Regions from separate parts of the Homo sapiens genome. Here all the other regions are linked to region 2. A link is a loop called in an ENCODE intact Hi-C map of the cell type or tissue named here. Cell type or tissue: IMR-90. All regions are shown on one strand.

Evidence for each region. Hi-C counts contacts between places; a loop is a spot of excess contacts. Peaks named below come from ENCODE experiments on the same cell type or tissue, not always from the same donor. Only the 100,000 strongest peaks of a DNase experiment are listed, where the experiment ranks them.
Region 1: it touches region 2 in a loop (26-fold over the local background); 14 of 110 quality-filtered maps call a loop at or near these places.
Region 3: a loop joins it to region 2, with 15 times the contacts of the local background. A loop is called at or near these places in 14 of 110 quality-filtered maps.
Region 4: it touches region 2 in a loop (15-fold over the local background); 18 of 110 quality-filtered maps call a loop at or near these places.

The regions. Positions count from the first base shown.
Region 1 is chr2:202,570,169-202,578,168 of GRCh38, forward strand. No RefSeq gene overlaps it. Among named protein-coding and RNA genes, the nearest start is that of FAM117B, 61 kb to the right of the region's middle. RefSeq lists an enhancer at 6,535-7,439. In IMR-90, a CTCF peak has its summit at 3,854 (motif pointing right); a DNase peak (open chromatin) is centred at 3,883.
Region 2 is chr2:203,906,669-203,914,668 of GRCh38, forward strand. No RefSeq gene overlaps it. Among named protein-coding and RNA genes, the nearest start is that of ICOS, 26 kb to the right of the region's middle. In IMR-90, a CTCF peak has its summit at 3,201 (motif pointing left); DNase peaks (open chromatin) are centred at 2,653 and 3,163; H3K4me3 peaks cover 339 bases; H3K27ac peaks cover 671 bases.
Region 3 is chr2:202,584,199-202,592,198 of GRCh38, forward strand. No RefSeq gene overlaps it. Among named protein-coding and RNA genes, the nearest start is that of FAM117B, 47 kb to the right of the region's middle. In IMR-90, a CTCF peak has its summit at 4,613 (motif pointing right); a DNase peak (open chromatin) is centred at 4,643.
Region 4 is chr2:203,220,790-203,228,789 of GRCh38, forward strand. NBEAL1 (neurobeachin like 1) reads left to right here. Exons shown (of 56, transcript NM_001378026.1): 56 at 1-4,405. Among named protein-coding and RNA genes, the nearest start is that of CYP20A1, 14 kb to the right of the region's middle. In IMR-90, a CTCF peak has its summit at 4,827 (motif pointing right); no DNase peak of the experiment used is centred here.

The DNA.
Region 1 (8,000 bases), 1.3 Mb before region 2:
AAGTGAAGACAATATTTGAAGTGACCAGAAGTAAGGGAGGACATGGACTGGAAATAAAACAGACAAAGTGGATCCAAACAGATAGTATAATTTTTGAAAGCCAGATCCAAGTGTTTGGGCTGCTGTCATAGACAGTAGGGAGAACAAAGTTTCTGAGGAAGGAAGAAGCTTGATAGAAGCAATGTGACGAGGTTTGGACTGACAAGTATGCAGGATAGATTAGAAGGGGAGGGATTGCACTGGGGACATGAGAGAAACTACAAATAAAATGCAATTTCCATTGTGACCAGTAAGTCCTATTTTCAAGGAGCATCAGAAAAATTTTTTTGAACATCTAATGTGTGGCAAATACTATTCTAGGAGATAAACAGCCCTGCTCTCAAGTTGCTCACAGTAGATTTGGAGAAAATTATAGTACAAATTCAATTGTTATGGAAGTGAAAGCCCAGGATGTTGTGGGAGTACATGGCAAAGATACTTAATCCAGTCTTGCTGAATTGGGTAACTTTTTGATAACTATGATGACTGTCAAAATGTGAATAAGAATTAAGAGATGAGCAATGACTCTCTAAGCAGAGTTACAGTATCCACAAAGCCCTAGAAAGCTTGAGAGGGTAGAGTTTTTTCAGGGGGATGAGAGGACATTCAATGAGAGTAGGATATGAGATGTTATATGGAAGGATGGAGAGAGATGACTACACACACAGCTATTACAGAGGGTTAGCATGCTGTTCTTAGAGTTTGAACTTAACCTAGAAGTCATGGAAGAATTTAAACAATGGGGTTTCAAAATAGGTAACTCAGTTGGTAGTATATAGGATGAATTGAGAGGAAGGGAGAAACATAGAAATACATATACCTGGCCGGGCCTGGTGGCTCACACCTGTAATCCTAGCACTTTGGGAGGCCAAGGCAGGAAGATTGCTTAAGGCCAAGAGTTCAACACCAACCTGGCCAACAAAGCAAGACCCTGTCTCTATTAAAAAATAAATAAAAAAGAAAGAAATACATAGAACGGTATGGTGCTGGTGAGAGATAATGAAAGCCTTAAACCAAGGTAGAGTCAGTGATGGCAGAGAAGAGGGAGCAGATTGGGTCTGGGTTAAAGAGAATCAGTAGGACCCAGTGAACCATTAAGATGAGCATTGGAGAGAGAAAGACTGTTAACTTCAGGGTTCTAATTTGGAAAGGGAGGTTAATGAAAAATCTCAGGGAATGTGCAGCTGACAAAGGGTCCTGCCTTTATAAGTTTTAAAAATAGAAAAATTTTTATATATTGTCTTGTTATTATATCATGTGTTCAAATTTTTGGTTCCGAAAATATAGGTAGACAACTTTCACCTATGGTCTCTGCAGAAATGCTTCAAGAATTGAGCCTTCCCTGGGTAAGTCACTCAGAAATTCAGTTCAATCTTTTTAAATGAATGTGTTATGAGACCAACTTGTTGCACACAGCATTTGTACTAGGAAATTTTGATGAAGTGGCCCTGTGCCTGTACTGTAAAATGAGCATGGAAGCTGGGTGCGGTGGCTCACGCCTGTAATCCCAGCACTTTGGGAGGCCGAGGTGGGCGGATCACCTGAGGTTGGGAGTTTGCGACCAGACTGACCAACATGGAGAAACCCCGTCTCTACTAAAAATACAAAATTAGCCGGGCGTGGTGGCGCATGCCTGTAATCCCAGCTACTCGGGAGGCTGAGGCAGGAGAATCACTTGAACCTGCAAGGCAGAGGTTGCAGTGAGCCAAGATCGCGCCACTGCAACCTCTTGTACTCCAGCCTGGGCAACAAGAGCAAAAACTCCATCTCAGAAAAAAAAAAAAAAATGAGTATGAAGAGCAGCCTTAAAAGGAAAAATGTGTCCTGAAATGGTGGGTGCTGGAAAGATGGAGAGGGGGTTCTATCAATTGTAGATATGTGATCTTCCAAGGACAGCTCCCTTCTCTTGCCCAGTGCTTCCCTTTCCCATCAAGTCCTCAACTAGCTAACTTTCCAACCCTGGAGCTGTTCCATTCCTGTCTACTTACTTAGAAAAGGTGACAAAACCTCAAAACTATTTCCTATTCAAGGAAACAAGCATCCCTTATTTGTATGTATGTTTAATTTTTTTTTTTTTTTTTTTTTTTTTTGAGACAGAGTCTTGTTCTGTCGCCCAGGCTGGAAGGCAGTGGCGCCATCCTCCCGAGTAGCTAGGACTACAGGCATCCGCCACCATGCCTGGCTATTTTTTTTTTTTTTTTTTTTTGTATTTTTAGTAGAGATGGGGTTTCACCGTGTTAGCCAAAATGGTCTCGATCTCCTGATCTCGTGATCCTCCCACCTCGGCCTCCCAAAGTGCTGGGATTACAGCCGTGAGCCACTGCGCCCGGCCTATTTAAGTTTTTTTTGAAATTGTGATAAATGGGACAGATAAAAGGGAAGTTTTCCTTTGTTACCAACTTTTTCAATGATGATTGAACTAATCAATCGTTTATATAAAATGTCATGGAAAATATGCTTAAATTCCTAAGGAAAAAAATATTTAAGGAAATGCATTATTCTCTTTATATGTCATGCGGAACTTCAGAACTACTATTTTTTTTAAATAAACATTTTATTGGCCAGGCGCAGTGGCTCACGCCTGTAATCCCAGCATTTTGGGAGGCCGAGGCAAGTGGATCACCTGAGGTCAGAAGTTTGAGACTAGCCTGGCCAACACATAGTGAAACCCCATTTCTGCTGAAAATACAAAAATTAACCGGGTATAGTGGCATGCGCCTGTATTCCCAGCTACTTGTGAGGCTGAGGCAGGAGAATCGCTTAAACCCGGGAGGCAGAGGTTGCAGTGAGCCAAGATAGCGCCACTGCACTCCAGCCTGGGCGACAGAGCAAGACCTTGTCCCCCCCCCCAAAAAAAAGAAAGAAAGAAAAGAAAAGAAAGAAAGAAAAGAAAAGAAAGAAAGAAAAAGAAAAAAAAATTTTTTTTAGTAAATTGGCTTATCCGTGACACTTGGTGATGCCATCTAGAAGTCACACCTCACTTTTAGAAAAGTAAAATTTTTTTTATAAAGTAAGTAAAAACTACTACATCTCCTTGTCTTAACTTCCACTACTCTTTCTTAGCTGAGTTTCAAAACCCCACTGTAACCTTGGTCTTCCTTTTTTTATATAGTTTCTCCCTTCTCCAAGCAATTTTATACTTTGCTGCAAGTCATCTTTCTCAATGCTCTTACCAGCACACCGGGTTCAACCTACTCAACCTCAAATTCCAAGTTTCCTACCATATAGTAGCCATGTACCTTCCCAAACGTATCTTACTCTATCTCTACTTCACACTTTATTAAGCTGCTTATATATTTCCTTACTAAATTGTCAGCCTTTTGCATCAGGGAGGGAGTCTTAACAGTTTTTTCTGTTCCTGAAGTACCAATATATAATTTAATGCTATTATGATACCAAAATAGTCTTTTTATTTTAAAGTGCATTCTCATTTAACCTCTATTAACCAGGCTTCTTAGTCCATCTGAGTCACTCAATGTGCTGGAAAGTAATTTAACTGCAGGCAATTTATTTAGTTATTCTGTGAGATTTGTGCACATCTTTCAGGTTAAAAAGGACAAAATAATAAGCACTGAGGGAATATATGAATGTGCAATATATACAGAGAACTTTAAATGAGTACCAGTATTACCTGCATTCAACACCATGGTTTCAGAAAGAGTGAAGGTAAGTTTGAAAAATAGGTCTTTCTTCAATGCTTTTACTTTTTTGTTTTTTGCTACAGTGTTTCTATTCCTTACTTTTTCAATTATGTTAATAAAACACTAAAATCACCATTTCTCTGGTGCTCAGGGGCAAGTCTCTGCACCACCTTGACCACTAGGTGGCTCTCTCGTTTCATGTTCTAGTAACTGGGGGCCTCTTCATTCTTTTCAAAGGATAGGTATCTCTGTTGTAGAATTTGGTTCATAACATTTTCTTTTCTTTTTCTTTTTCTTTTCCTTTTTTTTTTTTTTTTTTTTTTTTTTGAGGCAGAGTCTAGCTCTGTCACCCAGGCTGGAGTGCAGTGGCACCATCTCGGCTCACTGCAACCTCTCTGCCTCCCTGTGGCTCAAGCAATTCTGCCTCAGCCTCCTCAGTAGCTGGGACTGCAGGTGTGCGCCACCACACCTGGCTAATTTTTGTATTTGTATTTTTTTTTTCATTTTTCAAGACAGTGTCTCACTCTGTTGCCCAGGCTGGAGTGCAGTGGCACGATCTCAGCTCCCAGGACCTGCAACCTCCACCTCCCAGGTTCAAGTGATTTTTTGTGCCTCAGCCTTCCGAGTAGCTTGGGTTACAGGCGTGCACCACCATGCCCAGCTAATTTTTGTATTTTTAGTAGAGATGGGGTTTCACCATTTTGGCCAGGCTGGTCTCAGACCTGACCTCAGTTGATCTGCCCACTTCAGCCTCCCAAGGTACTGGGATTATAGGCGTGAGCCACCATGCCCAGTCAACATTTTCTTACTGATTATGAATACTTAGTAGGACAGGCTCTGTAAACACCATTTAAAGAGTCCAGTGCTTTCCATGGGCTGAGAAGGTTTGGGCTTGGCAGAAAGCCTACTGGTAACTCCTCTCCAGGACAATGCAAATACCAAAGCCAGGCCTGAATAAGCATGACTCTGCTACCTTATGACTTCACTTTCGTCCCACAGTAAAATATAATTTATAATTTCTGAGACATCAGAAGAGGTGTCTGTATAGTCATTCAGACATTTTCATGGAACCCTAACATTTGCCAGGATTCTATCAAAGTTTAGCAGAGTTCCATGAAAGCCTTTTATGTGCAAAGTTAGGCTTTAGGGTTTTAAAAAACCATTATTGACTTTGGCTTTCTTTTTGGTTTTTTGTTTTTTGGAGGGGTCAGGGTCTCATTCTGTCACTCAGGCTGGAGTGCAGTGGTGTGGTCACAGCTCACTGCAGCCTTGACCACCTGGGCTCAAGCAATCCTTCTGCGTCATCCTCCCAAGTAGCTGGGACTATAGGTGCATGCCACTGAAAGTTGTGAAGCCAGCTGGGCTTCTGTGTCGCTTGGAGAACTTTTGTGTCTAGCTAAAGGATTGTAAATGCACCAATCAGTACTCTGTAAAAACGCACCAATCAGCACTCTCTAAAATGGACCAATCAACACTCTGTAAAATGAACCAGTCAGCACTCTGTAAAATGGACCAATCAGCACTCTGTAAAATGGACCAATCAGCAGGATGTGGGGAGGGCCAAATAAGGGAATAAAAGCTGGCCACCTGCGCCAGCAGCGGCAACCCACTCCAGTGTCCTTCCACCCTGTGGAGTGTCTCTTGTTTTGCTCTTGGCAATAAATTGTGCTGCTGCTCACTCTTTGGGTCCGCACTACCTTTATGAGCTGTGATACTCACTGCTTCATGCCTGCAGTCAGCAAGACCGCAAACCCACTGGAAGGAGCAAACAACTCTGGAGGCACCGCCTTAGGAGCTGTAACACCCACTGCTAGGGTCTGTGGCCTCACTCCTGAAGTCAGTGAGATCACGAACCCACCAGAGGCAAAAAACTCCGGACACATCTGAACATCTGAGGGAACAAACTCCGGACACCATCTGTAAGAGCTGTGACACTCAGCGCGAGGATCTGCGGCTTCATTCTTGAAATCAGCGAGACCAAGGACCCACCAGAAGGAACCAATTCCGGACACACCACCACACCCATCTTATTATTGTTTTTATTTGGTAGAGTTGGGGGTCCCACTCTGTTGCTCAAGCTGGTCTCAAACTCCTGGGCTCAAGTGATCCTCCCACCTCATCCTCCCAAACTGCTGGGATTACAGGATCAGTGAGCCACCAACCTCAGACAACTCTGGCTTTCTTGATACTTAATTTTTTAAATAGGTTTAGTCAGTACAGGTGCTATTTTGCTACACGAATATATTACATAGTGGTGAAGACTGGGCTTTTAATGTACCCATTGCCCAAATAGTGTACATTATACCTATTAAGTAATTATTCATCAGTTACCCTCTTCCCACCCAATGTCTATTATTCCACTTTCTGTGTCCATGTGTACACATTATTTAGCTTCTACCCAGAAGTGAGAGCATGCTGTATCTGACTTTCTGTCTCTGAGTTATTTCACCTAAGATAATGACCTAGTCTAGTTGCATCCATGTTGCTACAAAAGATAAGATTTCATTTTTATTTATGGCTGAGTAGTAGTCCATGGATTCCATATCTTTGTTATTATGAATAGTGCTGAGATAAACATACAAGTGAAGATATCTATTGGTATAATTTTTTTTCTTTTAGGTAGATACCAAGTAGTGAGATTGTTGAGTTGAATGGTAGTTCTATTTTTAGTTCTTTGAGAAGTCTCCATATTGTTTTCCATAGAAGTTGTACTAGTATACATTTCCACCAACAGCGTATAAGTGTTCCTATTCTCCACATCATCACCAACATCTGTTGGTTTTTTATTTTTCAATAATAGCTATTCTGACTGGTGACACATTGTGTTTGTTTTTTTTGTTTTTTGTTTTTTTTTTAATGGAGATGGGATTCTTGCTGTGTTGCCCAGGCTGGTCTTGAACTCCTGGTCTCAAGCAATCCTCCCACCTCATCCTCCCAAAGTGCCAGTATGATCATTGTAGTTTTAATGTGCATTTCTCTGATAATTAGTATTCTTGATTATTTTTCATGTTAGTCACATGTATGTCTTCTTTTGAAAAATGCTGATGGATGTGGTGGCTCATGCCTGTAATCCCAGCACTTTGGGAGGCTGAAGCAGAAAGATCACTTGAAGTCAGGAGTTCAAGACCAGCCTGGCCAACATGGTGAAACCTCCTCTACTAAAAACGCAAAAATTAGCCGGCGTGGCAGCAGGCGCCTGTAATCACAACTGCTTGGGGGGCTGAGGCAAGAGAATCACTTGAACCTGGGAAGCGGAGATTGCAGTGAGGCGCTGAGTTGGTGCCACTGCACTCCAGTCTGGGTGACAGAAGGAGACCCTATCTGAAAGGAAAGAGAGAGAGGGAGAGGGGAAGAAAAGAGGGAAAGAGAAAGGGAGGAAGGAAGGAAGGAGAGAGAAAGAAATAGGGAGGAAGGGAGGGAAAGAGGAAGAGAGGGAAGGAGGGAGGAAGGAAGGGGGGAGAGAGAGAAGGAAGGAAGGAAAGAAGGATGGAAGGAAGGAAAAGAAAGATGCCTGTTCATTTCCTTTCCCAACTTTCTAATGGGGCTATTTGTTGATGATGTTTTTTTTTTCTGGATGAGTTGTTTGAATGCCTTGTAGATTCTGGATATCCACCCTTTGTCAGATGTATAGTTTGCAAATATTTTCTCCCATTCTGTAGGTTGTCTCTCTCTCTCTTCCACTCCCCTCCTCCCTCCCCTCCCCTCTCCTCTCTTCTTTTCTTCTCTTTTCTGACGGGGTCTTGCTTTGTTGTCCAGGCTGGAATTTAGTGGTGTGATCATGGCTCACTGCAACGTTGACCTCCCTAGGGCTCAAGTTATCCTCCCACCTCAGCTTCCCAAGTAGCTGGAACTGTAGCCATGTGCCACCACATCCAGCTAATCTTTTAATTTTTTTGTAGAGACAGAGTCCCACTGTATTGCCCGGGCTTGTCTTGAACTCCTAGGCTCAAGTGATCCTCCCTACTCAGGTTCCCAAAGTGCTGGGATTACAGACGTGAGCCACTGCACCTGGCCAATTATTTACTTTGTTGTGCAGAAGCTTTTTAGTTTAATTAGGCCCCATTTGTCTACGTTTATTTTTGTTGCATTTGCTTTTGAGCAAATAAATTTCAAAATTCTTTGCTTAGGCCAATGTCTAAAAGAGTTTTTTCTTGAGAACGGGCCAGGATGACAATGGCGGCCTTGTGGAATAGAAAGGCGGGAAAGGCGGGGAAAAGATTGAGAAATCAGATGGTTGCCGTGTCTGTGTAGAAGGAAGTAGACATGGGAGACTTTTCATTTTGTTCTGCACTAAGAAAAATTCCTCTGTCTTGGGATCCT
Region 2 (8,000 bases):
AAAAATAAAATTTATTAATAAAAAAACAAATATACAGAAACATTTGGGAAAGTAAGAGGATCTTAACGGCTATTCACACTTTCTTGTGCAAAAGTTTGGGAGGGTCATTTTTTCTCTACCTACGGGGAAAATAGCTTTGATTGTGGGTAGAAAAAAGAGGAATATGGTAATTTTAGTGTTTGGAGGAATGTAATAGCACTAAACTTGGGGAGGTAGAAACTAGTAGGTTGTAGGTTGTAAGGAAGGTAAAACGGTACCAATAATTTTTGCCAATTTAAAAATGATAACCAAGTGTACTGGTTAATTTTATGTGTCAACTTGACTGGGTTAAGGGATGGCCAGATAGCTGGTAAAACATTATTTCTAGGTGTCTCTGTAGGTTGTTTCTAGAAGAGATTAGCATTTGGGTTGGTAGACTGAATAGGAAAGGTCACCCTCACCAGTGCAGATGGGTGTCATTCAATCCATTGAGGGCCTGAGGAGAACAAGGAAAGGCAAATTTGCTCTCTCTGAGCTGGGGCATCTATGTTCTTCTGCCCTTAGACATCAGTGCTCCTGGTTCTTGGGCCTTTGTACTTAGACTGGGACTTATATCATTGGTTCCCCTGGTCCTCAGGCCTCCAGATTTGAACTGGTACTATACCATCAGCTCTCCTGGTTGTCCAGCTTACAGATGGCATACTGAGATTTTGCAGACTTCATAACTGTGTGAGCCAATTCCTATTATAAATCTCCTTTTGTATATCTACATATATCCTATTGGTTTTTTTTCTCCAGGGATCCCTAACTAACACACCCAGGGTTGGTCCTATGTGGTATGAAGGCAGTGCTGTGTTGATATATGTAAGTGTGTGTATAGATATGTTTTTAATAACATTATTATCTGCATGCGTAATTTTGTGTCTTCCTTTCTAAAGTTTTCACCTTATACTTCCTTTTCTTGTGTTGTATGAACCAGAACTTCTAGAGTAATGTTGAATAACAGAGAATGATAGTTGGATTCCTAGCCTTGTTCCTGATTTTAAGGTGAACATGCCCAGAGTTTTAATGTTCAATGTAATGCTTACTTTTGATTTCTGTTAATAATCCAGGATTTAAATGACACACCCATAACAATAAAGTATACTAAGAACTTTTATTAGAAATGGCTATTGAATTTCATAAAATGTCTATTAATTAGTCAAAATTAATTCATTTCTATTTATTATAACTTTTGCATAAATTTCATAACTTTTTATATGTACATATACTTACACACGTGCATAGTTTTTGCAGATGCATAAATGTGTGATGTATGTACTTTTTACATCCTTATCCCACCTTCTCCCATATCCCAGATTAACAACCTTAAATGTATCCTTCTGTACTTTTCTGATAATAACGTATTTCTTTATATATGTATATTGTATGCACACTTTTGCATTTTGCTTTTCTCCTTTAACAATATTTCGTGGAAATATCTCCAAGTTAAACAGATGTTACATTTTGGTCCTGCCCTGCTATTTATTAACTGTATGTCCTTGAGTAGGGTAAGTAAGTTTTCTGGCACAAGTTTTTCTACTTAAGAGGACAACTATTCCTTTCTCCCAGGACTACTGTGAGAACCAAATGATATCATATATATAAAGCACTAAACATGGAACCTGGCAAATCGTAGGCTCTAAGCAAGTGTTACCCAATCTCATATCCAGTACAGGGAGGGCAAACCTTTGTCCTTTCCCATTTGGCAGTTATGGCCTCTGGGCTGAAGATTTGTAACTCTGCCAATGCCTGAGCACCTGTGGAGGGTCTGGAAGGATCCCTGGGTGTTGGTTTGGTTCAGAGCAACAGTGGTGGAGCCCCATGACCTGGTTTTGAAACCATGCATCATCACTTCCTAGCACGGACAACTTTCTAAACCTCTCTGTGCTTCCGCTTCCTCATTTGTAAAATGGGAATAAGAGTACCTGTCTGTTACTCCTATTGTGGGTGTAATGAAATCATCCATGTGACACACTTGGAGCAGTGCCTGATACATTGAAAGCCCTCAATGAGTATAAGTGAGTGAAGTGACAGGGCACAAGATTTGAAATCAATTGGCCGAGCGCCACCATTTTCTGGCTGTTGGACTTTGAGCAAGTTATTATTGCCATCAAAAGTAATTGCAAAAACCACAATTACTTTTGCACCGACATCACACAAGCTGACTAGATCCCAGTCTTCATCTGTGAAATGGGGCTAATCCCCACTTTCAAGCACTCCTTTGAGAGCAAATGAAGGTTATGAATGAAGGTGGTGCTCAGAGCAGGCTGCTTCCCTGCCAGGGTTATAGTCCAGCCAATGGACTGAATGTGCTTGGCTGTCCTAGGACTGTACCCAGCCTTCATAATTCTCTCAATTCCAAACACAGGCCTGCCAACGAACGTTTAGAACCCAAGTTCACTGTGAATTGGGACATGCCTGCATCTCATCTGTCCATTCTCTTCAGGTGCTGGGGTCATGCTTTGCTCTCAGCAGGCATTACCACTTCATTTTGTTTCTTTCCTGTAAAGGGGAATACATATTTTATTTAAAAGTTACTCATCTTGCTCTCTGGGGCATGGACCTATTGCTAGTTCAGTAGGCTTTGTAGGATGACTGTGATGTGTGTTTACAGTTAGAGGAAGTGGGAATGGGACCAAGATGAGGACGATGTATATGAATTTCAGCTGACTTTCTTGCCCTCTGCAGGCTATTGCAATCCTCCAAGGACATCAGTTTCCTTTTCAAATCTCTGCATGGAAACTCTCTCACTTCCTTCCTTCTAAAGCAAAGCTATACACACACACACACACACACACGCACACACACACGCACACACACACACGATAAAAATAAAAATGCAGCTTTCCAGGCAGGCATCTCCTTCAATGCAAACACAAAATCCTCTCAAGAGAACAATTCATGGGGCAGACATCATCACATCAGACAATTTGTCCATCTCTTCTTGCTGAGACTTACTTGCTACTGTTGGCAGTACGGTAATTCAGTACGTTTGCTCTAAGCCTGTGCATAAAACTGTTTAAAAAATTTAAAAAAAAACCTTGTCCCTTACACTGCATTGCACGCATGCCTATGGGGCCAGTTCATGATTTATTTTTATTTTTTTTCAGAAAAGAAACAAAAGCATTTGCACAGCTGTGGGTTTGGGGAATTAAGTATGATTCAGCAGTACCCTCTCCTGGCCTCTTTGGGAACTGTAGAAAGCTCTGAGGTGAAGGAATCTTGGGATTTCAGAGGAGGAAACCCGTAGAAATAATTGGTTTCTTTTCTTTGTAATCCATAATAATATGAGATATCGCACTCCCACCTTATTCAAGGATGTTTAGTTTCATGAAACATTTCTCCATATTTCAGTAAATTGTAATAATCCTGTTACTTTTTATAAAATTTTTTGGCAACCCAAGTGAACAAATAACCGCATTTCTGTGCATGGTCTCCGGAGTCATTGGAATATTCCATCCGGGCCACACTTCTGCCTGTATCCATTTAGGTGGCACAATTCCAAGAAGTGGTGCCCAGTTCTGCTCTTTTATTGAAGAAGATTCTGTCATTCATTGACTGGAGTGAGTATCGATGAACAGAACAAGTTCTGTGTTCAACCACAGGCAGTTCCATTTTGAATCATTTTTCCATGCTGTGGATACCAAGTATTTGTACTATGTGTAAAAGGAATTAAGCTGGCTAACTTCAAGGAGATCAAATGCTCTGTTTTCTCTATCAGACATTCTGAATAATTAAGTGTTATCTTATATCCCTTACATAAATGACCGAGCTTCCCATACCTGGAACCTAACCAATTTTGTAATTTGCACTAAGGTGATACTGTTTTCTTCCTTTGGTGTCTGAAAAGGCACATCAGGGTCATTATCAGTTTTTTAAGGAAAACTGATAATGTTTTGCTAAAATAGGCCGAAGTGCTGCTGATTGATGGAATCCCCAGAGCAGAGCACTGATTTTTCAAAATTAGTAAATAAAAACACTTAAGCAGTTGGGCCAATTGGAGAGCACGTGCATATGATGGAAAAATAGGGAGTCAAATAAATGGATTCCAGCCTCTGCCACGTGCTACTTTTTAAGCCTTAGATTTCTTTTTTCTTTTTCTTTTTTTTTTTTTTTTTGAGACTGAGTCTCACTCTGTCGCCCATGCTGGAATGCAGTGGCCCGATCTTGGCTCACTGTAACCTCCACCTCCCGGATTCAAGCGATTCTCCTGCCTCAGCCTCCTGAGTAGCTGGGATTACAGGCACTCACCACCACACCCGGCTAATTTTTGTATTTTTAGTAGAGACGGGGGTTCCACCATGTTGGCCAGGCTGGTCTCGAACTCTTGACCTCAGGTGATCCATCCGCCTTGGCCTCCCAAAGTGCTGGGATTACAGGCGTGAGCCACCGTGCCCGGCCAAGCCTTAGATTTCTTATCTGTAAAATGGAACCGCTATGAGGATTAAATGAGACAATGTGTGTTAAATTCTTAGCACAGTGTATAGAAGCTTACTTAATAAACATCAGTTCTCCCACTCTGTGTCATGCAGGAAAAGAGAGAAAAGTTGAAACAGTTTACAGTTGATAAAGCTTGAGTTGTGGAATTTGAATTAACTCAGCAGTCCCCAACCTTTTTGGCACCAGGGACCGGTTTCATGGAAGACAAATTTTCCACGAATGTAAGGGGTTGGAGGAGGGATAGTTTTAGGAAGAAACTGTTCTGCCTCAGATCATCAAGCACTGGATTCTCATAAGGAGCGCACAACCTAGATTCCTCGCACGTGCAGTTCACAATAGGGTTCCTGCTCCTATGGGATCTAATGCCGCTGCTGATCTGACAGGAGGCGGAGCTCAAGGCAGCTCACCTCCTGGTGTGTGCCCGGTTCCTAATAGGCCTCAGACTGGTACCTGGGGTTGGGGTCCCCTGAATTAACTGATAATGTAACTTTTAAAAGTGTAGTGGTGCCGGGCGCGGTGGCTCACGCCTGTAATCCCAGCACTTTGGGAGGCCGAGGCGGGCGGATCACGAGGTCAGGAAATCGAGACCATCCTGTCTACGGTGAAACTCCGTCTCTACTAAAAATACAAAAAATTAGTCGGGCGTGTTGGCGGGCGCCCGTAGTCCCAGCTACTAGGGAGGCTGAGGCAGGAGAATGGCTTGAACCCGGGAGACGGAGCTTGCAGTGAGCCGAGATTGCGCCACTGCACTCCAGCCTGGGCGACAGAGCGAGACTCCGTCTCAAAAAAAAAAAGTGTAGTGGTTATAAGCATGGGCTCTGGAATTCTCCTGTGTTTAAATTCTAGATCTTCCATTTAGCAAGCTGTGTGAGGGCCTTACGCCACTTAAACCCTCTTTACCATCTCAGGTTCCCCAGTTGCAAAGCAGGGATGATAGGAACATCTACTTTATCGGGTTGTGTGAGGATTAAATGATTCAGCACATGCAAAGTGTTTAGAAAAGAGTCTGACATAGAGTAAGCTCTCGATAAACATTTGGTTCATTAGTATTAAAAGGTTTTGAAATAAAAAGGGTCTGGAAAATATCGATGATTAAATCCATATATTTTGTTATGAACATGTTCTTTTAAGTCACATGCTTATTATTTTACCTGTAGTATGGTGTCAGCCAGCGCTGTCCAACTGAATTATAATGTGAGGCACACATGTAATTAAAATTTTTGTAGTAGCCACATTAAATAAAAGTAAAAATCACTAGTAACAAGACATATTGACATCATGAGCCCTTTGATAGAATGATCTGAGAAGGACACTTCCGTCTGTGATTTCTCTTGCCAAAAATGCACACACTCATTCCAATCATGAGAAAACACTACACAAACCTAAATTGAGGGACATGGTACAAGATAACAGATCAGTGCTCTTCAAAAGTGTCAAGGTCATGAATGCAAGCAAAGACCGAGGAACCATCATAGATTGGAAGAAACTAAGGGGACATGACAACTACATACAACGTGGTATCTTGGGTTGGATCCTGGGGAAAAAAGGACACCAGTGGAAAAATTGGTGAAATTTGAGTACACTTTGTAGTTTATACTAATGTATCAATGTTAATTTATTGGTTTTGATCATTGTACTATGGTTATGTAAGATATTAACTTAAGGGAAAGCTAGGTGAAGACTGTGGGAACTTACACAATTTTTCCTTTAAGTTGAAAATTAGTTCAAAATAAAATAATTGAAAAGTTAAAAAGAAATAAGTGAATTTAAATATTTTATTTAATGCAATATATCTAAAAATTGCTTTAATATGTAATCAGCATAAAGTTATTAATAAGAGATTTAAAAATTTTGTACTGTCTTCAAAAATCTGGTGCATATTTTACATTGTGCATCTCAGTTTAAACTAGCCACTTCCAAGTGCTCAGAAGCCATGTGTGTGCCAGGGGCAGATGCAGTGGTGAGGACCTCATCCAGGGACCCAGTGACTCCTTGACAGCATTTTTCCGGGTTGGCTCCTTTCCTGACTCTGGTTCTCGTCCTGCCCCCATAAAGCCTTAGTACTCCCAGAGGAGATTAGCCTCTTGGAGGGGTGCTCAGATTAAATTCTGGTAACACTGGTGGCTGGTCTAAGAAAATAATGTCTTAATTTATTAAGAGCATGGTGTTTTCTATGAAATAAAATGCTCATAGACCCAGCAGTTTCTAAAATGTGAGATGGGTAACACCTGTTTTTGGAGGTCTAAGGAAAAATGACTTCAGGTGTTACTTGGATATGGCATTAAATAACATTCACTTACCAAGTGAAAATATTTTTTCTCATTTCGATTCTCTTTTTTTCCTTTAGATTATATTAAAGACCTAGACTCATTTAATGTCTCCCTAACACACTAGGATATATATCTATATGTAGATCTATATCTGTCTCTTCTCTGTTATTAGGATCTGGATAGAATTTAAGGTATTGTTTCTGTTTTATTTATTTTTGTCATTACCTTTTATTCATGGCAAATAATATTGGCTTTCCATTCAATTACTGATATGAAAGTTTTACAATTTATTTAAAATAAAACATAAGGGCACATTTATTAAAAATACAATTATTAAGATAATCATAGTCCAAGCGGCACTGGAAAATAGCAAAAACAAATAATTAACACCAAAAACAAAGAAACAAAAATCATTCAGGGACTATGACAGTGTTTACAACTTGGGGAGATCAATTCTCAGTTTCAGAAATGTCCTCTCATAGAAGCCCCTAGGAAAACAAGCCTGGGTGTTTTCAATAAACCAATTCCCCCTCATTAAATCTTTCCCTAGTAAGATTGCATTTCTTCTCACAGTCCTCTTCTTCTGCTGCTGCTTTCTCTCTCTTCTCCTTTTACTTTATTTTTGTCCCTCTTGTCCTTTCTCTGCTCCCTTTCACTATTTCCGTTTTAACCTCCCTCCCTCTGGCCAAAGTTCGGCTCTCCTCACCCACCAATCACACTGCCGGCCTCTAACTTTGGGCGTAGTACGTCTGACCAATCAGAGTGCAGCATCTGCCACCTTGTGCTTGCGACTGACGTTTTCACAGGACCTGTGTACACACAGGACATTTCCCTGGATATTTTGGAATCCCTTCACGGTTTCTTTGACAATGTTGGTGTCAATTTCTGGGCAATTGGAGGGTACTATTCTCTGTTGAAGGAAACTTTCCCATGTCATTCTACCCTTGACTCCCTTGGACCAGACAGGTGGAGTTTCCAGGTGCATACGGTTCTCGCTATTTTATGCACTGATGAGGCAGTAAATGAAACTTCCAAAATCTGGTTTGCGTAATTTATGCCTTTGAAAGGCTGATATTATTGCATTAAATTCTGAGGGCATTTAGGAAAAACACTGCCACTGAAACTCTAAATAAATATATCCAACACAGCAATTTGAAAATGATTTGAGGGAAAGTAATTACTCGGTTTCCTTCTCTCCCACCATCGTTATGGATGGAGTTTGACAGGAAGGAAAGCTTTAACGGAGTTTTTCTCACTAGGAGGTAACAT
Region 3 (8,000 bases), 1.3 Mb before region 2:
AGATGCTTCTCTCTTGCTGCTTTTAAAATTTTTTTCCTTCCTAGTGACTTTGGATAGTCTGATGGCAATATGACTAGTTGAGATTTGTCTTGCAAAGTTCAACAAGGCATGTTGTTCTCTGAGCTTTCTTTAACCTCTCAGTCTTTCTTTATGTCTAAGTCTCTAGCAAGACTGGGGAAATTTTCCTGAATTATTTCCTCAAATAGGTTTTAAAAGATTTTTACAGCTGGGTGTGCTGGCTGACACCTGTAATCCCAGCACTTTGGGAGGCCAAGGTGGGTGGATCACCTACACACCCTGTGATACTATTCGTAATATCCTAGGGGGATGTTACTCCTAATGTGTACACCATGTAATATTATAAATAACATCCTAGGAGGATGTTACTCCTAATGTCACAAGGGGTGTACACACTGTGATATTATTCATAATATACTAGAAAAATATTACTCCTAATGTCACAGAAGGTGTACGCTTGTGATATTATTCGTAATATCCTAGGGGAATGTTACTACGAATGTCACAATGGGTCTACACCCTGTTATATTATTCATAGTATCATACTGGGATGTTACTCCTAATGTCACAGGGGGTGTACTTCCTGTGGTATTATTCATAATATCTTACGGGGATATTAGTCCTAATGTCACAGGGGGTTTACAACTTGTGATATTATTCATAATATCCTAAAAAGATGTTACTCCTCATCTCACAGGGGGTGTACACACTGTGATATTATTCATAATATCCTAAGGGAATGTTACTCGTAATGTCACAGGTGCTGCACACCTTATGATATTATTCATAATATCATAGGGGGATATTACTCCTAATATCACAAGGAGTGTACACCCTGTGATATTACTCCTAATATCACAGAGGGATGTTACTCCTAATGTCACAGAGGGTGTACACCCTGTGATATTCTTCCTAATATCCTAGGGGGTTGTTAATTCTAATGTCAGAGAAGGTGCACACCCTGTGATGTTATTTGTAATATCCTAGGGGAATGTTACTCTTAATGTCACAGGGGAAATACTCCATGTGTGTACACCCCCTGTGATATTATTTGTAATATCCTAGTGGAATGTTACTTTTAATGTTACAGGGAGTGTACACCATGTGTGTATACCTCCTATGATAATATTCATAATATCCTAAGGGGATATTACTCCTAATGTAACTTAAGGTGTACACCATATGTGTACACACCCTGTAATATTATTCATAACATCCTTGGGGATGTTACTACTAATGTAACTTAAGATATGTACTATGTGTGTACACCTCCGTGTTATGTTATTCATAAAAACCTCTGGGGATTTTACCTTTAATGTCTCACGAGTTGTATAATGTGTTTACAACCCTTGTGATATTATTCGTAATATGCTAGGGGATATTATCCCTAATATTTTGGTGGATGTCACTCCTATGAAACGGGTTGTACACCATGTGTGTACACCACAGGGGGTGATATCATTCCTAATATCCTACAGGGATGTTAACTCGTAATGTCACGGGGCGTGTACACCATGTGTGTACAAGCCCTGTGATATTATTCATAACATCCTAGGAAGATGTTAATCTTAATGTAACTTAAGGTGTACAACATGTGCGTACACCACCTGTGACATTATTCCTAACATTTTAAAGGGACGCTACTTCTTTTTTTTTTTTTTTTTTTTTTTTTGAGACGGAGTCTCGCTTCGTCGTCCAGGCTGGAGTGCAGTGGCACGATGTCGGCTCACTGCAAGCTCCGCCTCCTTGGTTCACACCGTTCTCCTTCCTCAGCCTCCCAAGTAGCTGGGACTACAGGCACCTGCCACCATGCCTGGCTAATTTTTTTTCTGTATTTTTAGTAGAGACAGGGTTTCACCATGTTAGTCAGGATGGTCTCAATCTCCTGACCTTGTGATCCGCCCGCCTTGGCCTCCCAAAGGGGATGTTACTTCTAATGTCACAGGGATTGTATACCATGTGTGTACATGCCCTGTGATATTATTCGTAATATGCTAGGAAGATGTTTCTCTTACTGTCACAGGAGGTTTACACATATGGTACCATCTATGTACACCCCCTGTGATACTGTTTGTAATATCCTAGGTGGATGTTACTTCTAATGTCACAGGGTGTGTACACCGTGTGTGTACACCACCTGTCATATTATTTGTCATATTCTAGTGAGATGTTACTCCTAATATCACAGGAGGTGTACACCATGTGGGTACATGCCCTGTGATATTATTCGTAATATTCTAGAGGGATGTTACCCCTAATGTCACAGGGGATGTGTACACTCCTTGTGATATTATGCATACTATTCTAGGGGAATGTTATTTCTAATGTCACAGGGGATGTCCACCGTGTGTGCACACCCTTGTGATATTATTTGTAATATCTTAAAGTGATGTTACTTCTAATGTCACAGGAGTGACATCCCCATAGAATATTACGAATAGCACTGGCGGTTTACACACATGGGGTACACACCCTGTGACCTTATAAGTAACATCTCCCTAGGGTATTACAAAGAATATCACAGAAGGTGTACACACATGGTGTACAACTCCTGTGACATTAGAAGTAACATCCCCTTTGGGAGGCCAAGGAGGGCGGATCACAAGGTCAGGAGATTGAGACCCCCTGTCATATTATTCATAACATCCTAGGGGGATGTTATTCCTTTTTTTATTTTTTTATTTTTTGACGGAGTTTTGCTCTTCCACCCAGGCTGGAGTGCAGTGGCGCGATCTCAGCTCACTGCAACCTCTGCCTTCCGGTTTCAAGTAATTCTCTTGCCTCAGCCTCCCAGGGGGATGTTATTCCTAATGTCACAGGGTATGTCCATCATGTGTGCACACCCCCTATGATATTATTTGTAATATCCTAAAGTGATGTTACTTCTAATGTCACAGGGGGTGTACCCCATGTGGGTAAACCACCAGTGATATTATTTGTAATATCCTAGGGAAATGTTACTGCTCATTTCACAGTGGGTTACACGATGTGTGTACAACCTGTGATATTATTTGTAATATTTTAGGGGGATGTTACACCTAATGTCACAGTGGGTGTACGCCGTGTGTGTACACCCTGTGATATTAATCGTAATATTCTAGGAGGATGTTATTTCTAATGTCACAGTGAGTGTACACCATGTGTGTACACCCTGTGATATTAATCGTAATATTCTAGCGGGATGTTAGTTCTAATGTGATGGTGGGTGTACACACATTGGCCAGGCGCAGTGGCTCACGGCTGTTATCCCAGCACTTTGGGAGGCCAAGGCAGGTGGATACAAGGTCAGGCATTTGAGACCAGCCTGGCCAACATAGTGAACCTCCGTCTCTACTAAAAATACAAAAAAAAAAAAAAAAAAAAAAAAAAAGCCAGGCTGGTGGCGGGAGCCTGTTGTCCCAGCTACTCGGGAGGCTAAGGCAGGAGAATCACTTCAACCTGGGAGGTGGAGGTTGCAGTGAGCCCTGATTGGGCCACTGCACTGCAACCCAGGCGACAGTGTGAGACTCCATCTCAAAAAAAAAATCCAAAAATTAGCCAGGTGTGGTGGTGCATGCCTATAATCCCAGCTATTTAGGAGGCTGAGGTATGAGAATGGCTTGAACCCAGGATGTGGAGATTGCAGTGAGCCGAGATTATGCCATTGCACTCCAACCTGTGTGACAGAGTGAGACTCCATCTCAAAAAAAAAAACAAACAAAAGATTTTTACTTTTTCTTATTCTCTCTTAGGAATACCTATGATTTATAGGATTGGCCACTTTACATATTCCCATATTTCTTGAAGGCTTTGCTCATTTTTAAAAATTCTTTTTTCTTTATTTTTGTCTGACTGGGTTAAATTAAAAGACCTGTCTTCTTCTGCTAAATTTCTTTCTTCTGCTTGGTCTAGTCTATTTCTAAGTCTTTCAACTGTGTTTTGTAATTCCTATAATACATTTTTCATTTGCAGAAGTTCTGTTTTTTTAAAATATCTATCTTTTTAGTAAATTTTCTTCTTTTTTGTAAATTTTTCATTCATATCCTGTATTGTTTCTCTAATTTTTTCATGTTGTTTTTTTCACCTTTTCTTGGATCTCATTGAACTTCCTTACAATATATATTTTGAAAATTCTTTGTCTGTAATTTCAGAATTTTCATTTTGGTTAGTATCTTTTGCTGGAGAGCTAATGTAATCTTTTTAGGTTGTTGAAATACTCTGTTTTCTCATACTGTCAGACTTCTTACATTGGTTCTTTCTCATCTGGAGAATCTCTCACTACTTGTTTTTGAATTTACTTTTCATTGCATGGGACTTTTAAAAGAATTATCCCCTTCAAGGGTGTGACTGTAATGTATGTTGTGAATGGTTGTTTGGCTTCAATTCTGGGTGCTGTCAGGGTGCCAAAGTTCTGTATGAATTCCTTGGTTATAGTTAGCCTTTGTGCAGTGGCTTTCTCAAGTGCTGGTTGTAGTAACACTGTGCTGGGCATATTAGCAGGCTCACTACCTTCTGCAGAGCTGAGACTGTGGAGGTCTCAGGAAGCTTACCTGGTTCATAGCGCTGTGCACTTCGGTCAAAAGGTTTTGTATTGGGTTGTGCAGTTCCGTCTCTAGACCAGCAGGTGGCGAATACGGGTAAGAGCCAGATGCCCAGGGTGTGTGCGTGCTTAATCTTTGTTTACTGGGAGGGGCTGTCTGTTGTCTCAGGCGGTGGGCTGATCTGTGGGTGGACTGATCTGTGGAATGCTGGGTGCCCTGAGTTCTCTACTTACCCCAGGAAAGGAAGACGAAGCTGGGTGCAGCTGGACTGCTAAGCTCACCTTCGGATACCCCAATGACAGTGGAAGCACAAACCCTGATGAGGCTGGTCGGGGGCTTGTGGTGAAAAGCGCTGAGGTTTCCATCACAGGCAGAGAGGGCTGCACCAGCTCTATGTCCTGACCAAGAAGGAATGCCATCTGCCTCCCAATCACACCCCTGTCCCGAGGCTTTGTGACCCTGAAATAGGCAATGTCGTTTGTCTCTAGGCTGCAATATAGCTGAGGGCCACAGAAATGCCTGTCCCAGAGCCCTCCACTGAAACGGCTTCCCGTGGGAACCTCTTCCCTCAGCTGAACACAGACAACTTTGTGGCTTCGTTGATCTCTACTGCAGGAAAACTGTTGCTCCATGTAGAGAGGGAGAGGGGCCCTACTCTTCATGCAAGCCGGGCCTGGGGTGGTGGGAACACTGCCAGTTGGGGTGCACCCACCCCTAATAGCCCTGCATTGACCATCCATAGGCACACCTGTGCCAACCCCCCACAGGAACAGCCTGGCTATGTACACAGCAATGATTGTAGGGGAGAAGTCCCCCTCTCTGTGTCCCTTCTTGAGCACCAATGCTGCCTGCCCACTGGGGTTGAAACACACTCCTCCAGCACCACACCTGCCTCTGCTGCAAGGGGCACAGTCACCTTCAGTGCGCAAGCAGGGAGCTCTCAGGCACAGGAGACCCTGTACTCTCGTCTCCTTTGTCCCAAGGGGTGCTTTGGCACGGTGTACACTCCCTTCCCCTATGGACAGTTTGCCCTGAGGGTTACACCTCCAGCAACGCCACAGCTCCCCCTGGATCCCACTGGCCCTTTGTGGTTGCTACAGCCTGAGGAGGTGCAAGGGAATGTTTACAGGGGATCCAGTAATGCAGCAACACAAGGGCTGAGACTCCTTGGGCAGGACAGAGGCCCTCAATGGGTGCACAACCAGTATGGCACCCACCACCTCAGCTCGGGTCTACGGGCAGGGTGAGCAATCCTGCATGAGCTGGCAACCTGGTGCTCTGCCCGCAAGAAGTTCTCAAATCACTGCTCATACTGGTGCCAATTCAAGAGGGTAGAGGGGCTCTTCAACAGTTTGGAAACCAGCAGTCTGCTGCAGCAAGGGTGAGTGAAATGAGCTAAAAACATCCCCACCTACCCTTTCCACAGGACTGCAAGTCCCTTGGGTATTATCTCTGCCAAACTCTTGCTTCCCTCTTTTTTCTGTGCCCCAACTTCTTCCTGTGGGTTCTGTCACTCTTCGATCAGTATTCCACTTGGGCCATGATTATTCACCTTTGGTTCTTCTCTCTGAGGAGAACTGGCATCCAATGTTTCTAGTCAGCCATCACTGATCTTCCTGTTCCTCTTTCCCATATCAATTTCTACTCATGGCTGTTGGATATTTCATATTTCCTCTCCAGATCTACCCTCCCCTCTGCTCTCTGCTACAAGAAGCTGACTAGTTTGATATTTATTTATTTATTTATTTGAGACAGTGTCTCACTCTGTCGCCCAGGCTGGAGTGCAGTGGCACCATCTCGGCTCACTGCAAGCTCCACCTGCCGGGTTCACACCATTCTCCTGCCTCAGCCTCCAGAGTAGCTGGAACTATAGGCGTGTGCCACCACGCCCGGCTAATTTTTTGTATTTTTAGTAGAGATGGGGTTTCACCGTGTTAGCCAGGATGGTCTCCAGCTCCTGACCTTGTGATCCACCTGCCTCTGCCTCCCAAAGTGCTGGGATTACAGGCGTGAGCCACTGCACCCAGCCTATTTATTTTTTAAAAGACAGAGTCTCACTCTGTTGCCGAGGATGGAGTGCGGTGGCATGATCAGGGCTCACAGTAGCCTCAAACTCCTGGGCTCAAGTGATCCTCTCACCTCTGTCTCCCAAGTAGCTAGGACTACAGACACATGCCACCATGCCTGGCTCTTTTTTTTTTTTTTTTTTAAAGAGATGGGGTCTTACTATGTTGCCCAGGATGGTCTTGAACCCCTGGCCTCAAGTGATCCTCCCACCTTAGTTTCCCAAAGTGCTGGGATTATAGGCATAAGCATAATGCCAAGCTGATACTTAATTTTTTGAGGAAACAATTTCTAATTACTTTTTCTCCTTATTTTCTCTTCTCTGATACTTTCTACCTAAAAATTGCTTTCTTACATTCAGAATTGTTGAAGAGGCTTCAGTGTCTCTTTGTATATTATCATAATAAAAACAAACAGGTACTATTTTCCTATTACTATAAAGCTTTTTGAGTCTTTAATTTTTCATTAGGATTCCTCTAGATGGCCGGGCATGTTAGCTCATGCCTGTAATCCCAGCACTTTGGGAGGCTGAGGTGGGTGGATCACAAGGTCAGGAGATCAAGACCATCCTGGCCAACATGGTGAAATCCCATCTCTACTAGAAATACAAAAATTAGCCGGACGTGGTGGCATGTGCCTGTAGTCCCTGCTACTCAGGAGGCTGAGGCAGGAGAAATGCTTGAACCCAGGAGGCAGAGTTTGCAGTGAGCTGAGATTGCACCACTGCACCCCAGCCTGGGTGACAGAGTGAGACTCTGTCTCAAAAATAAAAAATTAAAAAAGATTCCTCTAGATGTATAAACTGACTGAAAGTTCTCCAGTTATAAGAACGTATATTGGAAGTTTTAGGTGGCAAGTGAAGCTACTGATAGCTGCTTTACTAAAGATGAACATGAAATAATGAGGAAAGGCTGGGCACGGTGGCTCACACCTGTAATCCCAGCACTTTGGGAGGCCGAGGCAGGCAGACCTGGGGACGGGAGTTCAAGACCAGCCTGACCAACATGGAGAAACCCCATCTCTACTAAAAATACAAAATTAGCTGGGCATGGTGGTGCATGCCTGTAATCCCAGCTGCCCGAGAGGCTGAGGCAGGAGAATCGCTTGAACCTGGGAGGCGGAGGTTGTGGTGAGCCGAGATTGCACCATTACATACCAGTCTGGGCAACAAAAGCGAAATTCCATCTCAAAAAAAAAAAATAAAAAAAAGGAAAGAATGAGACATGACTGTATCTATCCTGATAAATCAAAATACCTCCAAATAATCTGGGGAGTGCTAAAGTATCATGGATTATATCTGACTCAGCAATCAAATTTCAACCTATTGGGGTGATGGGGGGGAGGAAGTCCACCCTTTCAAAGGGATTTACGCAGAAATAGTTTATATTTCTCATCCCA
Region 4 (8,000 bases), 690 kb before region 2:
TAAAAATGAAGTTTGGCAAGTTGGTTTAGTCTTTCTTTTTAGCCTGTGAAGCTCACGTCTGTTATTAAGTTAATAACAAAATTAAAATCTGTTAACTTTGTTTAGGTCACAGTGCAGTGCATCCTTTTGTAGAAGAAAAAATACCAAGTGTTCATTCTGTCATTAGCAAGGAACACCAATGAGGTTTCTTTTTTTTCTCTATTTAGGGCATATTAAAATTATCCTTCAGAGTACTTGTATTGAAAATCAAGTTTATGCTTCTGAAAAGAATAAGTGGGCTCTCAGAATTAGAATTCAGATTTGACGGTTGAATCTTAAGACATTTTATATTTTGTGTGAAAAGGAGTGGTCAGGGGAAACTGTTAACTTGGATACCAGATTTTTATTTAATGATGATAGAGATATGACCTTTGCCTTTATGTATATTTTATATTGTTACTACTAAAGAGACCACTGAGGAAATCTTGTAATTGAACTTAAGGAAGTTAGCTCCTTTTATATATTTATAAAATGAGTAGCATTATCTTTACCACCTTTCCACTGAAAAGATGCAAGTCCTAGGACTATATTAAATATAAATATTATATTATTAAATAATATATGTAATATGGGTGTCTGTTGGGGTTATGTGTGTGTAAAGATTGGTCTTTTCAAATATGTATATTTAAACCTGTCTTCTGGAAACAGGTTCTTGAACCTATCTTTAGGATACAGTTTTTGACTGGGATATAAGAAATGAAACATGTTTGTTTGTTTCCTTTTTGTTTGTTTGTTTGCATCATCAGCCATACTCATGGCTTATCCTACGCATTGTTCCTCTCATCAGCTGAAACTGTTTCTCCCCAATAAGTGAGCAATCTTAAACATTTTCATCACTCTTTAACAAAATCCATTCTCAATATTCTTTTTGCTGAATTCGTATATTGTATATGCTCAACATATTATTTGTTTTAAACTTGACTCCATCCAGAGCATTGTTCTATAGAGTTTTCCTGTATTTATCAGAGTCATGTGGTATTTTTCTTGATGACCTTAGGCAACAATATAGTGTTATCAGTCATCATTTTAATATGATTTAAAATGTGGACCACAGCCTGCCTTCTTTAGTTTAAATCTAGGCCAAGCATGGTGGCTCATGCCTATAATCTCAGCACTTTAGGAGGCTGAGGCAGGAGGATCACTGGAGCCTAGGAGCTCAAGACCAGCCTGGGCAGCATAGTGGGCTCCACCTCTACAAGACATTAAAAAATTAGCCTTGTGTGCTGGCAAGCGCCTGTAGTCCTAGCTGCTCGGGAGGCTGAGGCAAGGGGTTTGCTTGAGCCTAGAGATCAAGGCTGCAGTAAGCTGTGATTGCACCACTGCACTTCAGCCTAGGTGGCAGAGTTAGACCCTGTCTCCAAAAATACATTTTTTTAAATTTAAATCTGGCAGTTTCTAGGCCAGTGGTTCTTAATGGATATTACAGATCAGACTTCTCTGTGGAGTTTATAAATATACAGATATGTAGGCACTGCTTTGGACTTCATGAATCTCTTTGCTTGATATTCTTGGTATTAAAAAATTATGTCTGAGGATTATTATGTTATATCCTAAAAATTTTTCTGCATAGAAATTTGTCCATTTATCTTTATATACCAGATCCAATATTCAGACTTATTTGAAAATAGGCTTAATCATTATCCTGAGGGACATTTTGTCTAAAATTTGCTTGGAATGGCTTTATTATCTTTGTTTTGCCTGCCACAAAAACAACAAAATCTCCTTTCAATTGAGTTATTTTTATCATGAACTCTCTTTAGACTGTTCACATTTGAAAATTATAACTAATATTTGCCTCCAGAAAAGTACATCTGTTTGCTAATATTAGTTCCTGGTGACTTTCAGTGAACGTTTTGCAAACTTGAATTAGGCAACATTTTAAAGAAGAAAAAAACATGACTAACATGCTAAATTTAAAACATAAAAGTAGATCTCTTAGAGCCTTGAAGCTTGTAATCAATAGAATTTTCCTAATTAAAAAGCATTGGGTAAATTATCTACTACTTCCAATGACTTTTGCAGGTACAGCCTCTGTATGGAAATAATCTTTAATTTTTTATAGGTATAACAGAGAAGAACGCATTAACATTTAAGATGTTTAATTCCAAATAGGAAATAATTCAGTTTTCTGTGTTAAGAAATGTAAGGCCATCCTAGAGTATAGGAGTTACGTGATTTTCTTCTGTATAAAAATCTCATTTAATAGTGGCTGTATTATCAGATACTTATTTGATTATAGTAATTCATCAGACACATCTCCTTCGTTTGGTGATTATCTCATTGATCTTTGTCACACGTGAGTGATTTCTAAACACATTGCAGGATTTGGACCTGTAAAGCCAGTGGCTTTAGTGATAAGTAAAAGGGCACATTCAACAATATTTACCTTTGTCTTAATGCCCATAATCTTATGAACTGAAAATTCAGAAGGAAAAGAACAAATAGAAAGCTACTAATTCAATATTTGTTTTTCATGGTACGGTTTTCATGTTTCCTTGGAAACATATTTTGCAAATATAACAATAATAGTAATAACACAATTTTGTCATTTAAAAAATTACCCATTCATTTTTCAAACTTGACTGTTAGTGGAGGGGTATATGTGTGTCTGTGTTTCCACTTATGTAATGGCTGTCTCATTATTTAAATTAATTTATAATTATTTTTCAGTGTACAGAGTGATTAGCGGCTTGTAATGCTGTTACAATGTAGCATTGTAATGTAAGATGAAGAAAAATTAGGATTTAGGTGGGATTTTTAAAAATTTATCAATTCAGCTACTTTTTAAAAGAAGTCCTATTCCAATTGGACCTTTAAAATTTTTATTTTGGTAATATTTCAACTTAAGATGTATTAAAACTAGCAATTCTGTGGTAATCAGTGTACTAGTCAACATTAAAATGCTATTTTGGGTTGTCTTCTTTTGGTAACATATTCTGACACTAAGCAACATGTTTTACAATTTAGTGGGATGAACCTACAAATTCATAAATGCTTCTCTTTATTTTGAAGGAAAAAGATACTTGTCTGTATACGACATAATTGTTTTACTCTTCAGAATGTGAAAGTTATATTAATCACTAAACACTTTAAGAAGTGGTTCTGGTAGGATATCAGTAGTCAGACTTAATTGAAAAACTGTCAGCGTCTGTTTTGTATATAGGGATTAAAGAGGATAACTTTATTTTTTCCTTTGGAAAGAATAATTCTTTTGGAATTTTGGAATTTTGATTTTCTTAGATGACTTTTTAGCAATTTAATGATAATAATTTCTATTTTTCTTCCAAAACTATGGCATGTTATAGTAGATCTTACTATTAAAGATCTTTTATATTTTAAACTGTTTTTTTCCTATTCTGCTTTTTGCTGCTCTCAAAGACTGTGATTGATGAACATCACCAAACTTTTTTTGTGGCAAACTGCTTATTTTATAAGTAGCTTTATATAAGAAAACTTCTTAGAAAACTATGTGGCTGGTTGGTTCCATTTAGAAACTCTTAACAGGTATGGCTTTCATTCCTCCAGTTGTTTGCTTTTATAGACTTGGAGCAAAAAATATAGCAAAAAGTAATCATATCTGGCTAGATAGCCATTTCTCTCAGATTCATTGCTATAAAAATGAATCTACTGAGGCATAAAAATATGAAACATATTTAATTCATCTCTTTTGTCAGTTTTTCTGGGACTCCAATAGCATTTCAGTGTTATAGAGAGTGACAGTGACTTGAATGCATGTATATGCACATAGTCAATTCAGAGCGTAATAACTAAAAATTCAGAATGACTTGTTTTTTGAAAGTACTTGGAAATTGTGCTGCTACTTAAATATTGAAGGAATTCAGAAAGTTGTGTATTTATCTTAAAATGTTCCTTCTCACTTATTCTACTGGAATTGACCATGAAAAAGAAAATATTATGCCTTATTTATATCTAATTATTGACTGTGCAAACTGTGACTCAGTGGATATTTGTATGCCCCCCAAAAACATTTTAAAGCTGAGCAATTTTTAATAAAGATGTATAAATAATTTTGATTATTCTCATTGTAGTTAAGTTACTGTTAGTTTGGTGCAATACATTCTTTCCTTCCTCATCCTTTTAAAATTAAATATATAAGATGTATGTTTTGTTTTATTACATTAAGTGCTATTTTTAAAAAATTCATTGTGTGTATATGAGCTAATACTTGATTTGTTTCTGTATAGCATGATTAAAGATAATTGAAAATTTTGCACTTATTTTAGGCCCTTGGAAATTTGTATTCTAATACTTTTTAAGAATGTCCATTTATTTTGTACATAATAAATTAGCTTTGTATATGAAAATGGGTTTGAATCAAATAAAAAAAGTGATGTTACTTTCTTCAGTTGATTTGTAATTCTCAGTTCATAGAGTCTGATTAGAACTTATCCTTGGCTAAGTTATTTGGGTAGACAAGAGATTGAATACAGTATTTGTTAATTAGAAAATTGATCAATGTTTCTTTCTCATATGAGCAGAATTTCTTCTGTAGTCCTGTGTGCACAAGATACATGTCAATTGACTATTTTTTGTCATATGTAACAACAGATATTCTGCCTTTCACTTTAGAGCTACCTCAAAAACATTGTTACAGGCTAGGCACAGTGGCTCATGCCTGTAATCATAGCACTTTGGGAGACCAAGGCTGGAGAATAGCTTGAGCCCAGGAGTTCAAGACCAGTCTGGGCAATATAAAGAGACCCTGTCTCTAAAAAAATTTAAAAATTAGCCAGGCATTGTGGCATGCACCTGTAGTTCTAGCTTGAGCCCAGCAGGTGGAGGCTACACTGAGCCAAGATCACACCACTGCACTCCAACCTGGGTAACAGAGAAATACCCTGTCTCAAAACAAACATTGTTTTAGTTTTTCCCTTAGCAAATGATTATATGCCATAAATCTCTGTTTGTAGTTAACCAAATAATATATTAGGTTGAATTTTTTAAACCTACATTCTTTCATAATTATAATCTCTAGGGCCAGTCGTGGTGGCTCACGCCTCTAATCCTAGCACTTTGGGAGGCCAAGGCAGGAGGATCACTTGAGGCCAGGAGTTTGAGGCTGCAGTGAACAATGATCACACCACTGTACTCCAGTCTGGGCAACAGAACAAGACTCTGTCTCTAAAAATAAAATAAACCTTTTATCCAGTCAACTTTGACAATCTAAATGTTGACCTAATCCTTCTGGTTTTGTCAAGGTTAATAGAATCTAATCCATAATAAGACAGAAGCCAAACTCTGTTCCAGGTTCTTGTTTGTACTTTTGTCTCTAGATCCAGAATAACAAAACAACAGAGATGAACATGAACCTTTACCTACTAGCACCATCCATTCACTATACTACACTTTATTGAAGACACTTCATTAGAATTGGAAACTTCCTGCGTTAATTCATCTGGTAAGATTCTCAGTCACTGGACAATCAAAGCCATGTTAGTTACGTGCTTCATTAAGACTGCCTTGCTTTTGTAAAACAAGTTCATAACACCATTCCAAGCATCAAATAAATCTGTTTGTTTCACACAATGATACTGGAGCTTATATTTTCTTACCATATACAGTTGATCCTTGAACAACTTGGGTTTGAACTGTACAGGTCCACTTATATGCAGATTTTTTTTCAACCAAATACAGATCTAAAATACAGTATTTGACCTGGGAAACATAGACTCTTTCTCTACAAAAAAGTCAAAAATTAGCTAGGCACAGTGGTGCATAGCTGTAGTCCCAGCTACTTGAGAGGCTTAAGCCTAGGAAGTCCAGCTGTGTGATCACACCACTGCACTCAGCCTAAGTGACAGAGCAAGACCCTGTCCCCCAAAAATAAAAGAAAATACAGTATTCATGGGTTGTGAACCCCGTGTGTATGCAGGACAGACTTTTTGTTTTTTTGGGGGTTTTTTGGTTTTTTTTTTTAGCAGAGACAGAGTTTCACCATGTTGGCCAGGCTGGTCTTGAACTCCTGGCCTCAGGTGATCTGCCTGCTTCGGCCTCCCAAAATGCTGGGATTACAGGAATGAGCCACCATGCCTGGCCAATGAAGGGATTTTTTTAAAGGCATAAACCTATAAGGACAAAGAAAACAGGAGAGAAGATGATACAATTTGGGGAATTGGAAAATCAATGGATGAATGGTTAAAAAAAAAAATTCCAAATGGATGGATGAATACTTACAGGGAGCCTAAGATAAGGACAGTTACCTAACTTCAAATCTTTCCACATGTCCTCTTAAAAAACCATACAGATGAACAAGAAGAATAAATACAGCCTCAAAACCCTATGCCTTCGAGATATCTAGAAGACAAACAGTACAGACTTCAAATTAAAAATACAAAAAAGCCAAATTCCAGCAGAGCTATCTCAAGTTTCAACAGTAAACCTCTGCAGAAAGGAAGGTGGGTCCAAGAAAGCAGGGAGTAGGGAAATGGAGGGCCTAACATTGAGTTTTTTAAAAAGAGACTCCCAGAAAGAGAAAGGCCATCCTAAGTGCAAAAGTAATGAAAAGTGAAAGAATGTGAGTGGATCAGAGTACTGTATATTAAAAATGGACTTAGTGTGCAGGATTCGATGTGGCAGTCTCAGGAAGGCATTGTCTCTTGAGAAGAGTATAAAAATGTCCGGAGACTGAATAGTGAAGTGAAAGGGGAAAAGAGTGGGAGAAATTTATGATTTAAGATCCTACGGACAATAAAAAATAAATTGGGGCTGGGCACGGCGGCTCATGCCTGTAATCCCAGCACTTTGGGAGGCCAAGGCATGTGGATCACTTGAGGTCAAGAGTTCAGGACCAGCTTGGCCAACATGGCGAAACCCCATCTCTACTAAAAATATGAAAATTAGCCAGGCATGGTGGCACACACCTGTAATCCCAGCTACTTGGGAGGCTGAGGCACAAGAATCGCTTGAACCTAGGAAGCGGAGTTTGCAGTGAGCTGATATCATGCCACTGCGTGGGTCTGGGTGACAGAACAAGACTCCATCTCAACAAAAAAGGAAAGAAAAAAATTGGAATATGTATAATCCCATCCCTCACCCTCACCCTCACCCCCACCCCCACCCCCACCAAAAAAAAACTAAAACTAAGCTATTGTCTCATGAACAAAGATTCAAAAATCCCTAAGGGAATATTAGCAGGTCAATGCTAGCAATGTGTAAGAAGGATAATGCATTATTACGGTGATGGTTAATATAGTGTGTCAAATGATTGGGCTAAGGGATTCCCAGATAGGCGGTAAAACATTATTTCTGGGTATGTCTGTGAGGGTATTTCCAGAAGAGATTAGCATCTGAATCAGTAGATTGAGTAAAGGAGATGTGCCCTCATCAGTGTGGGCAGGCATCATCCAATCTGTTGACGGCCAGGATAGAACAAAAAGATGAAGGGCAAATCCCCTCTATCTTCTAGAGCTGGGACATCATCTTCCACCCTGTGATGTATGTTAGAGCTTCAGTTTCTTGGGCCTTCAGACTTAGATTGAACTACACCACACCATCTACTGTCCTGGTTTTCCAGCCTACAGATGGCATATCATAGGACTTCTCAGCCTCCCTAACCTCATAAGCCAATTCTATTGGTTCTGTTTGTCTGGAGAACCCTAACACAATAACCAAGTACAGTTTACCCAAGTAATTTAAAGTTAGATTAACATTTTAAAATTAAGGCTGGGCATGGTGGTTCATGCCTGTAATCCCAGCATTTCGGGAGGCCAAGGCAGGAGGATCACTTGAGCCCAGGAGTTTAAGGCTGCAGTGAGCTATAACTGCACCACTGTCTCCTTTTTTTTTTCTTTCTGAGACAGAGTCTCACTCTGTCGCCCAGGCTGTAGTGCAATGACGCGATCTCGGCTCACTGCAACCTCTACCTCCTGGATTCAAGTAATTCTCCTGCCTCAGCCTCCCGAGTAATTGGAATTACAGGCGCCCGCCACCAGGCCTAGCTA